2 separate regions of the Homo sapiens genome follow, and region 1 is linked to region 2. A link is an interaction called in ENCODE POLR2A ChIA-PET data of the cell type or tissue named here. Cell type or tissue: CD4-positive, alpha-beta T cell. All regions are shown on one strand. Links, peaks and the distances in the headings refer to the core of each region. The heading gives the core; the rest is flanking DNA.

Region 1 (5,373 bases), core at 232-5,231, 130 kb before region 2:
CCATGCGTAAAGCTTCCCTGCCTTAGCATCTTCCTTTAGAGATAACTATGACTGGCACCCAGATCACATTGGTAATTCAAAGAAACAGCAGTATAAATTTTATTTATTTATTTATTTATTTTTTTAGAGGGAGTTTTGCTCTTGTTGCCCAGGCTGGAGTGCAGTGGCATGATCTCGGCTCACCACAGCCTCTGCCTCCCAGGTTCAAGTGATTCTCCTGCCTCAACCTCCCGAGTAGCTGGGATTACAGGAATGCGCCACCATGCCTGGTAATTTTGTATTTTTAGTAGAGACGGTGTTTCTTCATGTTGGTCAGGCTGGTCTCAAACTCCCGACCTCAGGTGATCCGCCCGCCTCGGCCTCCCAAAGTGCTGGGATTACAAGCCTAAGCCACTGTGCCCCACCTAACAGCAGTATACATTTTAAAAGAAATTTATTTTTTTGACCAAGTTTTGGGATGCATTTTTTAGTCCAATAAAAAATACAGGCAGCTGGGCATGGTGGCTCACACCTGTAATCCCAGCACTGTGGGAGGCTGAGGCGGGAGGATCACTTGAGCCCAGGAGTTCGAGATCAGCCTGGGCAATATGGCGAAACCTTGTGTCTAGAAAAAAATACAAAAATTAGCCAGGTGTGGTGGGGTGCACCTGTAGTCCCAGCTACTCGGGAGGCTGAGGTGGGAGGATCACTTGAGTCCAGGGAGCTCAAGGCTGCAGTGAGCCATGATTGTGACCACCACTCCAGCCTGGGCATGGGCAACAGTGAGACCCTGTCTCAAAAAAAAAAAAAAAAAAAAGGATGTGTGCGTATATACATATATTCACACACATATGGTAGGTATACATCTATATATACATGTATCTGGTAGGCTAAGCCTACCACATATCAGAACAGACACCAAAATAAACAAAATATCAGAAAAGATGACCAAAATTCTTAACTAAATGGACAGTTTGGATACTGCTCCATGGTAGAAAAGGCTGTACTGTGTAGCTAGTGTTCTGTAGATTCTGGAAAGGAAATCTCTTGTTTACGATTGTGCTGCTTAGCTTATAATAGATACACCATAAATATTTGTTGAATGAATAAAGGAATAGAACTTTCATTGGTATGGAAAGAGTCCTGAAGGGCAGGGGCAAAACCACAGCATCTAAAGTGCTAAAGCCATCTGTTCTAGCAATTTATTTGCTATTTCTTGGAAGGCCTATTATTTTATAATCCAATTTCCTGACAGAAGTAGAAGCCCATAGGTTCTAACACCTTTGGCTATTTGAACCTAGGTAAGTTATCTAACCTGTCTCAACTTCCACCACCTTATCTGTTAAATGGGTATGATAATTCTTTACTTACCTGGGGATAATTTAACTGTTCTGATGGGGTACAAAATAGAAGTGGCCTCTGTCCTTTCTAGTGGAAGAGATAGTAAGCAAATAAAATTAGAAAATTACAGCTTTTAACATAGGCATGATGGAAAACCGCAGGGTGTCACGTGGGAGTAGCAGTGGGACCTCATTCAGATTGGGGCACAGGGAAGGCTTCACTAGTAAAATGCCATTTATGCGGAGACCTGAAGGATGAGTTAGGAATTGGCCAAGAGATAGTGAAGGAAACAGCACGCGCAAAGGCCTGAGGCAGGAAAAAGCTGGGGGAGAGGGGCAGTAATTTCAAGCAGCCCAGAAAGACCACTGGGATAAAGCTGGATGGAGAGGGACAGAGATGCTCAGAGGTACTAAGGTGGGGGAATGACATGATGCCATTTACATGTTGAGAAAAGCACTTGGGCCGCTGCGTGGAAAATCGTTTGGGGCTGAAGTATAAGAACTGGATCTCGGTTCTTACAAGAACCTGAATCTTAGCGCCAAGGACTCTAATGATCCTGCTCAAACCTCTCATTTGAAACACGAGAAAAAAACCCCAAAACACCAGAACTACAATTGTGAGAAGCCTTGGCCAGGATCGCACGTTAATCTGGTTGTAATGTAGCTGTGAACTAGGGTCTCTGACTGCTCTTCCGCGATTTATGAGCCCGTGCCCCCCTCCCCCCGCTGCCTTCTGCAATGGTGGAGTGGCCAGGAGATGACTGCCGGGCGTCGGAGTTTTGAGGCAGGCGAGGGTGGCTCGCAGGCCAGGCTCCTGCGGTCCGGGGAAGATGCGCAGCAATGCGCCTCCAAGCCGGGCCCAGGCCGAGCGCCTCTCGCCGCCGCGCACATTCCGGAGGGGGACCGCGGGGCTCAAAGGGCCTGCGGCGTAGGTGGCTCAGCCCTTTCCTTGGCTTTCCCTCCAGGGCCATACTTGCCGAAACCCACTGCCTGAGCCTCCCGCCCGCCCGCCGCGCCCCCGCCCGGGGCCGGGAAACGAGCAGGGACAACTCCCCGCCCGCGCCTCCCCGCGCCCGGCGGCCCGGCTAGCAACCCAGAGGCGCGGCGCTGCGATTGGCTGCGCGGGGGAGAAGGGGCGCTGCGCTGCTCCAATCGCCGGCCGCGCCCGGAGGCCGCGCCGCCAGGAGGCCGCGGACGCGTGCTCGCATGCCTGTGGTATTTGCTCAGAGGGGCATGACCACTTCGGGCAAGCCTTTAAATGTGAGTCAGCTTTCGGCCGATCCCTGGGAAAAATTCCTTCGGTGTTGTCAGGCAGGGTTCGCTAGCTGCAGCTTTTTTTTTTTTTTTTTAAACAATTCAAAAGGGATAATCCCGCTGAATGGGGAAAGGCATTCGGACCCCGTCTCCCCGGAGGAGAGGCCGTGGGCAGTGCCGGGGGCCAGGCCTCCCCGACTCTGGGCGGCCCCGAGGGGCTGGTTTTCTGGAGGGTCAGGGCACCTGCCCTTTCTTCCCTGCGCCCTCTCCCCAACTTCAGCAGGGCACAAAGGGCCGGGGGGCACGTAGACCGCGGGGCGAGCAGTGCCCCCTGGAGTTGTGCCCGGTCCCGGCCTCCCTTTCTCCCCTCTCTCCGCGCTTCTGCTCCTGGACCCGGCCTGGGGAAGCCGAGCGGTTCTAGGTCATCTCTCCACCTCCCTAAGCTTCAGTTTCCTCATGGGCGAAGGGGAAGGCGGACAGTAGAGGAAGTGAGCTGGCCTGGGAGTGTGGAAACTTGGCGTGTTCTCCCAGCTTAGTCTTACTAACGTGCTTGGGCAAGCCCCTTCTGCACTCCCGGCCTCAGTTTCCCCATCTGTAAGATGAGAGAGCCGGTCTGGAAGAGTCCATGAGTGTAGTGACATCAGGCGATCGCGGTACCCCTTCCTGGGGCCTGTGGGCGCGGGGTGGATAAAGCCCTGTGACTTGCCCGCCTGCTCCTGCACAACTCCATAGCTGCTCCCCCAGGCCACCCAGCTTCCCCTCCCAACGTCATCTTAGAGACGCCCAGTAGGCAGGATTGGGAGCACCAAGGGGAAAGAAGACCAAAAAAGGCCGAGGGCTGAGGGAAGTGAGTTGGGACTGGAGGGGTTTATGTGCAATTTGATTTTAAACGAACATCTTGTGCAGAAGAAGAGGCAATTTGGCACCTGTTACTGGTGGGTTAATAGCTTAGGCACTCTTGGTAATGGGGATACAATACTGTGAAGACCAGATTAGCCGACTGTGGCAGCAAATTATGAGTTGACCGGAGGCTGGGTGCGGTGACTCGTTCCTGTAATCCCAGCACTTTGGGAGGCCGAGGTGGGTGGATCACCTGAGGTCAGGAGTTCGAGACCAGCTTGGCCAACATGGTGAAACCCCGTCTCTATTAAAAATACAAAACATTAGCCGGGCGTGGTGGCAACTGCCTGTAATCCCAGCTACTCGGAAGGCTGAGGCAGGAGAATCGTTTGAACCTGGGAGGCGGAGGTTGCAGTGAGCCGAGGTTGCACCATTGCACTCCAACATGGGCAACAAGAGTGAGACTCCGTCTAAAAAAAAAAAAAAAAAAAAAAAAAAGAGTTGACCAGAGAGATGCCATAGAATCTCTGCGCTTGGGAATCTTTGAAAGATAAGGCAGGCACCACCCTCCCTCCTTTGAAGGGCTTTGAAATCCAGGCAGAGTGAAACTCTTAGAGCGCTCTGAATCAAGAGACCATTGGAGCACTGGCTACTTCTGTGTGTGAGAAGTGTGGTTTGGTAAAAAAGAGCATTGCACTGTGCTGCTAACACAGGGGTGTGACCTTGGGCAAGTCACTTGCCTATTCTCAGTCTCCTTTTCATCTGCAGCAGGATGAGGGATTAAGCTAATTGACCTCTTAAAGTCCCTTACAACTCTGACACTCCACGATGAAATGGAATAATGTGTGAGTAATTGCTTTGAAAACTGCATAGCACTAGGGGTCTTTTTGTTGTTATTTTTATATAGATAAAGGTGACCTGAGAGTTCATTAAACTCTGAAACTGGTTGTAAATCAGGCCATCCACAGCCTACCAGCTGAGATTGCAACAGGGCATTTTTTGGCGACAGGTTTCTCTGGCCTGTGAATCAGTATTATTTATTCTGTTTGTACTGTCAGTTCCTGCCCTGGTTTTGTAGCCTGAGGCAGCCACTCTTCGCACTCTGCCTTGGTTTCTCCACCTCACTTGCCTTCTCCAACTTCTTGTGATTCAGATGAATCATGCTATGCCTTTGCCAAGCTTGGATCTCCTGGAAACAGGACTGCAAATTTGGAGGAAGAAAAACGAGAACCAGATTGGTTTGCCACAACTAACTTTGACCATTCTCCTTTTTCCTTCTCTGTGATCTTCCAGTTGTATGGGGGGCTCTGGGATGTATGCAGATGGGGAGGGGGAATAGGCTGAAGATTGAGAAAGAAAAAGGCAGGTGCCAATCATAAAGGAAAGGATTTAAAAATGTATTCCTACCAATTCAGAAATAGGGAAAGACATCTAAACCATCAGGAGGGTCAGATGATCATTATGCACTATACAAAAAAGAGTTCCTAGACTGGAAACCTGGTGCAGAGTTTAGTTCTGCTTGGGCAGGTCAGGGTAGTCTTCAGAAGGGGGTGATACCTGGGATATTTCTAAGGAGAAAGAGCAGTTTTTCTTGTAGTGAGAAGTGCATCTAGCCTGTGGGTAGGGCCTGAGCAAGGCAGAAAGTGAGACTGTGTAGTGGGGCTTGCGTCTCCTAGGAAAGGCCAGTCGCCAGGTGTGTTGTGAGCTCAGGTGAAGATGGCAGAACTGGAGCTGGAAGGCAGAGTTATAAATGGTTTTATCTGTCCTCTTAAGAAATTTGGACTTTATTTTGTAGGAAATGGAGAATAGCTACAGTCTTTTGAATAGGTGGGAGAGATCAGTGGTAGGAACATTGTTTTTCAAACTTCAGGTTATACAGGGAAATTCAGGTCATGACTGACATTTGAAAAATAGAATGGATGAGAATAGAATGGAATAGAAAAATATGAAAATCTGTGTG
Region 2 (5,373 bases), core at 235-5,234:
ATTTTTGTATTTTTAGTAGAGACAGGGTTTCACCATGTTGGCCGGGATGGTCTCGATCTCCTGACCTCATGATCCGCCTGCCTCAGCCTCCCAAAGTGCTGGGATTACAGCGTGAGCCACCGTGCCCTGCCTGGGTAAAGCCTTCTTAGTTGAATTGCCAGAAATGGGAAAGAATGACACTATTACCTGAGTAACAAATCATTTGTAAGTCAAATGACTTTTATTTCTTTGTTTTCAACATACTGAAAAAGGACTCAAGTTATCAGTTGATGTATTATCAACTGACAAAAAAATAGTTTTGATGATACATCACCATGTGATTTTTCAGCAAATAATTTGGAAGTAGTTCAAAGAATTGGATGACATTGCCATTGTAAAACTTCTCTTGCCATCTACTTTTAATGTGAACAAAGTATCCATAAAAATGAAAAATCAGGCCAGTCGCGGTGGCTCACGCCTGTAATCCCAGCACTTTGGGAGGCCAAAGCGGGTGGATCACGAGGTCAGGAGATCGAGACCATCCTGGCTAACACGGTGAAACCCCGTCTCTACTAAAAATACAAAAAATTAGCTGGGCGTGGTGGCTGGCGCCTGTAGTCCCAGCTACTCGGGAGGCTGAGGCAGGAGAAAGGTGTGAACCCAGGAGGCGGAGCTTGCAGTGAGCCGAGACCACCCACTGCACTCCAGCCTGGGCGACAGAGCGAGACTCTGTCTCAAAAAAAAAAAAAGAAAAATCAGAATGAAATTGATCTTGAATCATGTAAGTAATATTCATCCATGGACATATGGCCTAATTGAAAATACTTTTGTGGTAAAATTTTATCTTTTATTAAGTAATTATTTATAAAAGTATGAATATTATGTGAAGTCAAAGAAAAATTTATTCCAATATAAACACACATTTTTGTGGCAGAGAAACATAACAAAATGAATAAAATAAAATATTTTTTCTTTTTTTTTTTTTTGAGACAGGGTCTCACTCTGTCACCCAGGCTGAAGTGCAGTGACACAATCACAGTTCACTGCAGCCTTCACCTCCTGGGCACAAGCGATCCTCAGCATCCCGAGTAGCTAGGACTACAGGCATGCGCCACCACGCCTAGCTAATTTTTGGATTTTAAAAATAGAGACAGGGTCTCGCCATGTTGCCCAGGCTGGTCTCGAGCTCGTGTTCTCAGGCGATTGGAAAATAAAATATTTTCAATCCAAAAAAATATGATTAGATACAATTCTGTGGAGCTGAAGGAGACAAGGCAGCTATGTCAAACCTCCAGCTCTCAAGGGCTTTTACATGCATTTTTTTAAATGGATGGTGATCGAGATCAAGTCAGTAGATTCCACTTGAGATATTTCATAGTGAGATAACAGTATATTTTTAAATGTCAATAAAATGTCAATATGGCAAAAGTCACACCATTTGTAAGTATTTAAACTTATGATAAAGCATTTTAGATGCTTGACGGGTCATTTTCAAAATTATGTTCCAAATTGTCTTAGGGGCATGCGAAGGCCACCCTTCTGGTCTCCGCAGCTCCGCTCCCCAGGACAGCGGCTTCCTAGGGCTGTCTCTGTGCATCTTCAAGGAGGGCGACTTCTTGGTTCAAGTCCCAAGCTCACCTCCTTGCTTCCATTCTCAGGTTGGTCCCCAGGGCGTGAGACACACCAACGCTCCCATTCCCTCTAGTTTCTCTCTTTCCCCCACTTTCTCACTCGTTTCAAGAGAACGTTCCTATCCAGCGAATTTGTCATCATTTTCACTGCCTGGGTAACAACCATCGCAGCTGCCTTTTTTTTTTTTTTTTTTTTTTCTTGCAGGGAATGGGCCTGGAGCCGTGAGCCGTCCCCTTCGCTAACCCCCAACCCCGCCTTCTCCTGCTCCTCCTCTCTTCACTCTTCCTGCCTCTCGGCTCCGGGGTCTCCTCGCTTCCCCGCAGTCCCCGCCCCCCAGTTCCCAAAGCGGCACCCGGGCCTCGCCTCCTTCCAGCGGAGCCGCGCGCCCTGCGTCCTGGCCTCCCCGCCCCGAGTCCCCTTCCCTGGAGCCTGGGGGACCGACAGTCGCGGGCCACGCACGCGGTCCCAGCCTCGCCGTCCGCCCCGGGGAGAGCTGGAAGGTGGGCCCGGATCTCCCACATCACTATGAGCTCATTCCAGCCCCGGCCAAGCAAAGCCTGGCCCTACTCGCTCCACATGCATTTCAGTCTCCTCTCGCCTTTCATGCGCGGAGGAGCCGGGAGGGAGAGGATGTGACCTCATCTGCGCGGCATCTGAGCCCAGGGGTGCCCCAGCTCTTCCACCCAGGCCGCTCCCCGAGCCCAGCTCCCCGCGCCCCTCTCTCTATCCAGGAGAGACGCATTGGACAGCCAGGAGGGCTCGACGTGGAAGGAAAGGAAGCTGCAATTCTGGGACAGGGGCAGACGGGAGAGGAAGTGAACGTGGCTAAACGCTCACTTTATGTAAAACGTCCCCCAGACTAGAATCTCGTCCACAGAGCTGCACACATACACTCGCACGGGCCCGGCTTGTACTCAGGCAGGCACACTCGCCCCCCGCCGTCCCCACCGCATCCCCCATACCCGTCCTAACTCACTCCAGCCCCAATACAACCAAAAGGCATGAATTCAGGCGAAGGCGTTTTCTTCCCCATTTCCTCCTCATGGCAGCAACGGAAACCTGAATCTCAGAGCTGCCATGGGACCAGGGGGCCAACAGACCAGAGGCACCATCCTCAGAGCCCCCGGTCTGCCTGGGACTGGGAGCATGGCTGTGGCGCCCAATGAGAACATAGTGTCCATAGTGACCATGATTCTTCAAGTGGTGTCTGAATTTCCCACATTAGCTAAATTCCTTTGGGAGCTTCAGGGTTTCCAGTCTTCCAGGGTTTTTGGCTTAAATGCAAGTACCTCTTGGAAGAATGGCACATGCCCCCATACCCTCAGGGTAATGGGACAAGGAGAAGATGGAGTAGGGGGTGAGGCTCAGAAAGGCAAGGGAAAGTGGCTCTATCTCTCTCCAAGTCACTTCTCAAACTGTGCAGGGTTTGCAGGAAAGGTGGGTGGTCTACTCCTTCCCTGCTTTTCCTGAGACTCCAGCCAGAGGGTGGGCTCCTATCTGGGTTACTGGCGTAATGTCCCTGCCCTCTGGGATCCCTCCTCTAAAAAGTTTGCACATAGCTTCATTCTGTGCTGGGTCCACTTTGTTCAAGTTGGAGTCACCCAACTACCAATAGAAAATAGCGAATAGAAAATAGAAAATAATAGAAATATAGAAAATAGAAATATACTAATATAGCCAAACTGGTGGTTCCCCATCACAAATGCTCTCTTCCCCTCTTCCCTGCACACACACACACCCATCACCATCACCACTCACCTAGCTGACTCCTCACCTTTCAGGCCTCCATCAAAGAGGCCTTCACCAACTGTAGTATCTAAAATTGCCCTGCTCAGTGTCTGTTATATTACCCTGTCAGTTTCCTTCCAGGAATGTCATTATTTGATCTTGTTTACTTATTTTGTTTACTTATTTATTTACTTATTATCTGCAGTGCTACCATCACCTCCCCCTACCAAAACCCCTTCCGAACACACCCAGCTCACAAGTACATGAGTTCTACAGGCAAAGAGACTTGGCCAGTGTCACTCACCATTTGTAAAGTTGCAGGATGGGCCTGGCGCCCAGGAAGTTCACATCTGAATATGTCAACAAAGGAAGAAATGCTAGGTGTTTGTGATACCTGGTGCCCTCTGCTTCCTTCTGTGTTAAAGCTTTCCTAATAATCCAAAGTATTTTTTGTTTTTTGAGATGGAATCTCAGTCTGTCGCCCAGGCTTCAGTACAGTGGTGTGATCTTGACTTGCTGCATCCTCCGCCTCCCAGGTTCAAGTGATTATCTTGCCTCAGCCTCCCAAGTAGCTGGAATTACAGGTGCGCACCACCACGCCCAGCTAATTTTTCTATTTTTAGTAGAGATGGGGTTTCACCATGTTGGCCGGGTTGGTCTCGAACTCCTGACCTCAAGTGATCTGCCTACCTTGGCCTTTCAAAGTGCTGGGATTACAGGAGTGAGCCACCGCGCCTGGCCAAATTATTATTTATAGTATATAAACATATATTAACATATAATACCTATTATATGTAATATATAATTATATATACATATATACACACAATATGTAAGTATATAACATACAATTATCAGTGTCTGTCATCTGTATTAGACTGTGAGCCACTCCAGGCTGCTAACGTTTTCTGATACCTCTTGAGCTCAGCGTCTAGCCTAGTGGCTGGCAGAAAGTAAATGTTCAAGAGTTTATCAACCTATTTGTTTGCTGTACAATGATGAGAAAAGTATTGATTTTGAATAGTAGGAAAGTGATAAATCTTACATTTGTACAGCTCTTAAAAGACTGCTAAGTTCCTCCATGCCATTTCATTCCCATGACTGTAAAACGTAAGCATAACATAGCATTCTCCCTCCTCTAGAGATGAGCAGACTAAGTCTGCAGAAGGCTGAGTGATTTCTCCAGGGCATGAATTAGTAGGAGAAGAGCACTGAAATGTTCAATAGTAACTGTAGAACTGACTTATTTCTTCTTTCAGTTCTATCACATTTTGCTTTGTGTATTTTGAAACTCTGTTAGCATAAGTTCGTTTAACACTGTAGAATTAGGATGGACTCATGCTACTTCTCATGGCTTTCCTTCCAGCTTTGTTTTGTGGTGGGTTTTCCAATCCCATAACATTTAGTTCATGCATTTCCTCTTAATAGCTTTCCCTGATTTCCTCAGCAGAGATAATCTCCCTGCAATCATATTCTGGTTATGCCTTGTATACACACCTTTATTATCTTCACAATTTTACTCCGATTATTTGTATTTGTGCATGTTTTCTCCACTGGATCATGTACTCTTCTCAAGATAAGACTGTGAATTATTTATGTATACCTGTCCTATTCCTAGTACAACACAGAGTACCTTTTAGGTACTTAAATCAACTCTTAATTGACTTTGTTCTCCATATCATAAGAAGCATAAGAATAGCACCCAGAAGAAATACATGACAGACCAATGCACTGGAAGCCACTTTCAACACGACCTAGGAAAGCATGTCATGTTGTGAGGGTTGCCTGCCTCAGCCTTCTGCTCAGGGACATGGGTGTGGTCCCCAAAATCAATGGCTCGTCCTGTGCTCTACTTACAGTCTCCCTTTACCACCTCAGAGCCTACCTCCCTTCTTTACCTGGCCAATACTAAGTCCCTAGTGTGGGAGAGGTTCTTCGCTTTTGTGTTATAGGACCATGTATATAAGACCCTAGGGCTTAAGGGAGGTCTCCCTGGGAAGTGATGATCAAAATGAGATCCAAGGAAAAGTAGGA

What was found. Peaks named below come from ENCODE experiments on the same cell type or tissue, not always from the same donor. Only the 100,000 strongest peaks of a DNase experiment are listed, where the experiment ranks them.
Region 1: POLR2A ChIA-PET joins it to region 2 with 5 read pairs; 4 of 35 experiments call an interaction of 5 or more read pairs at or near these places.

Annotation. Positions count from the first base shown.
Region 1 is chr12:4,028,936-4,034,308 of GRCh38, forward strand. No RefSeq gene overlaps it. Among named protein-coding and RNA genes, the nearest start is that of LINC03141, 20 kb to the left of the region's middle. RefSeq lists a silencer at 2,227-2,466. In CD4-positive, alpha-beta T cell, for the core only: no CTCF peak of the experiment used is centred there; DNase peaks (open chromatin) are centred at 2,456 and 3,086; H3K4me3 peaks cover 1,368 bases.
Region 2 is chr12:4,162,750-4,168,122 of GRCh38, forward strand. No RefSeq gene overlaps it. Among named protein-coding and RNA genes, the nearest start is that of CCND2, 110 kb to the right of the region's middle. RefSeq lists a silencer at 1,957-2,126. In CD4-positive, alpha-beta T cell, for the core only: no CTCF peak of the experiment used is centred there; a DNase peak (open chromatin) is centred at 2,242; H3K4me3 peaks cover 1,315 bases.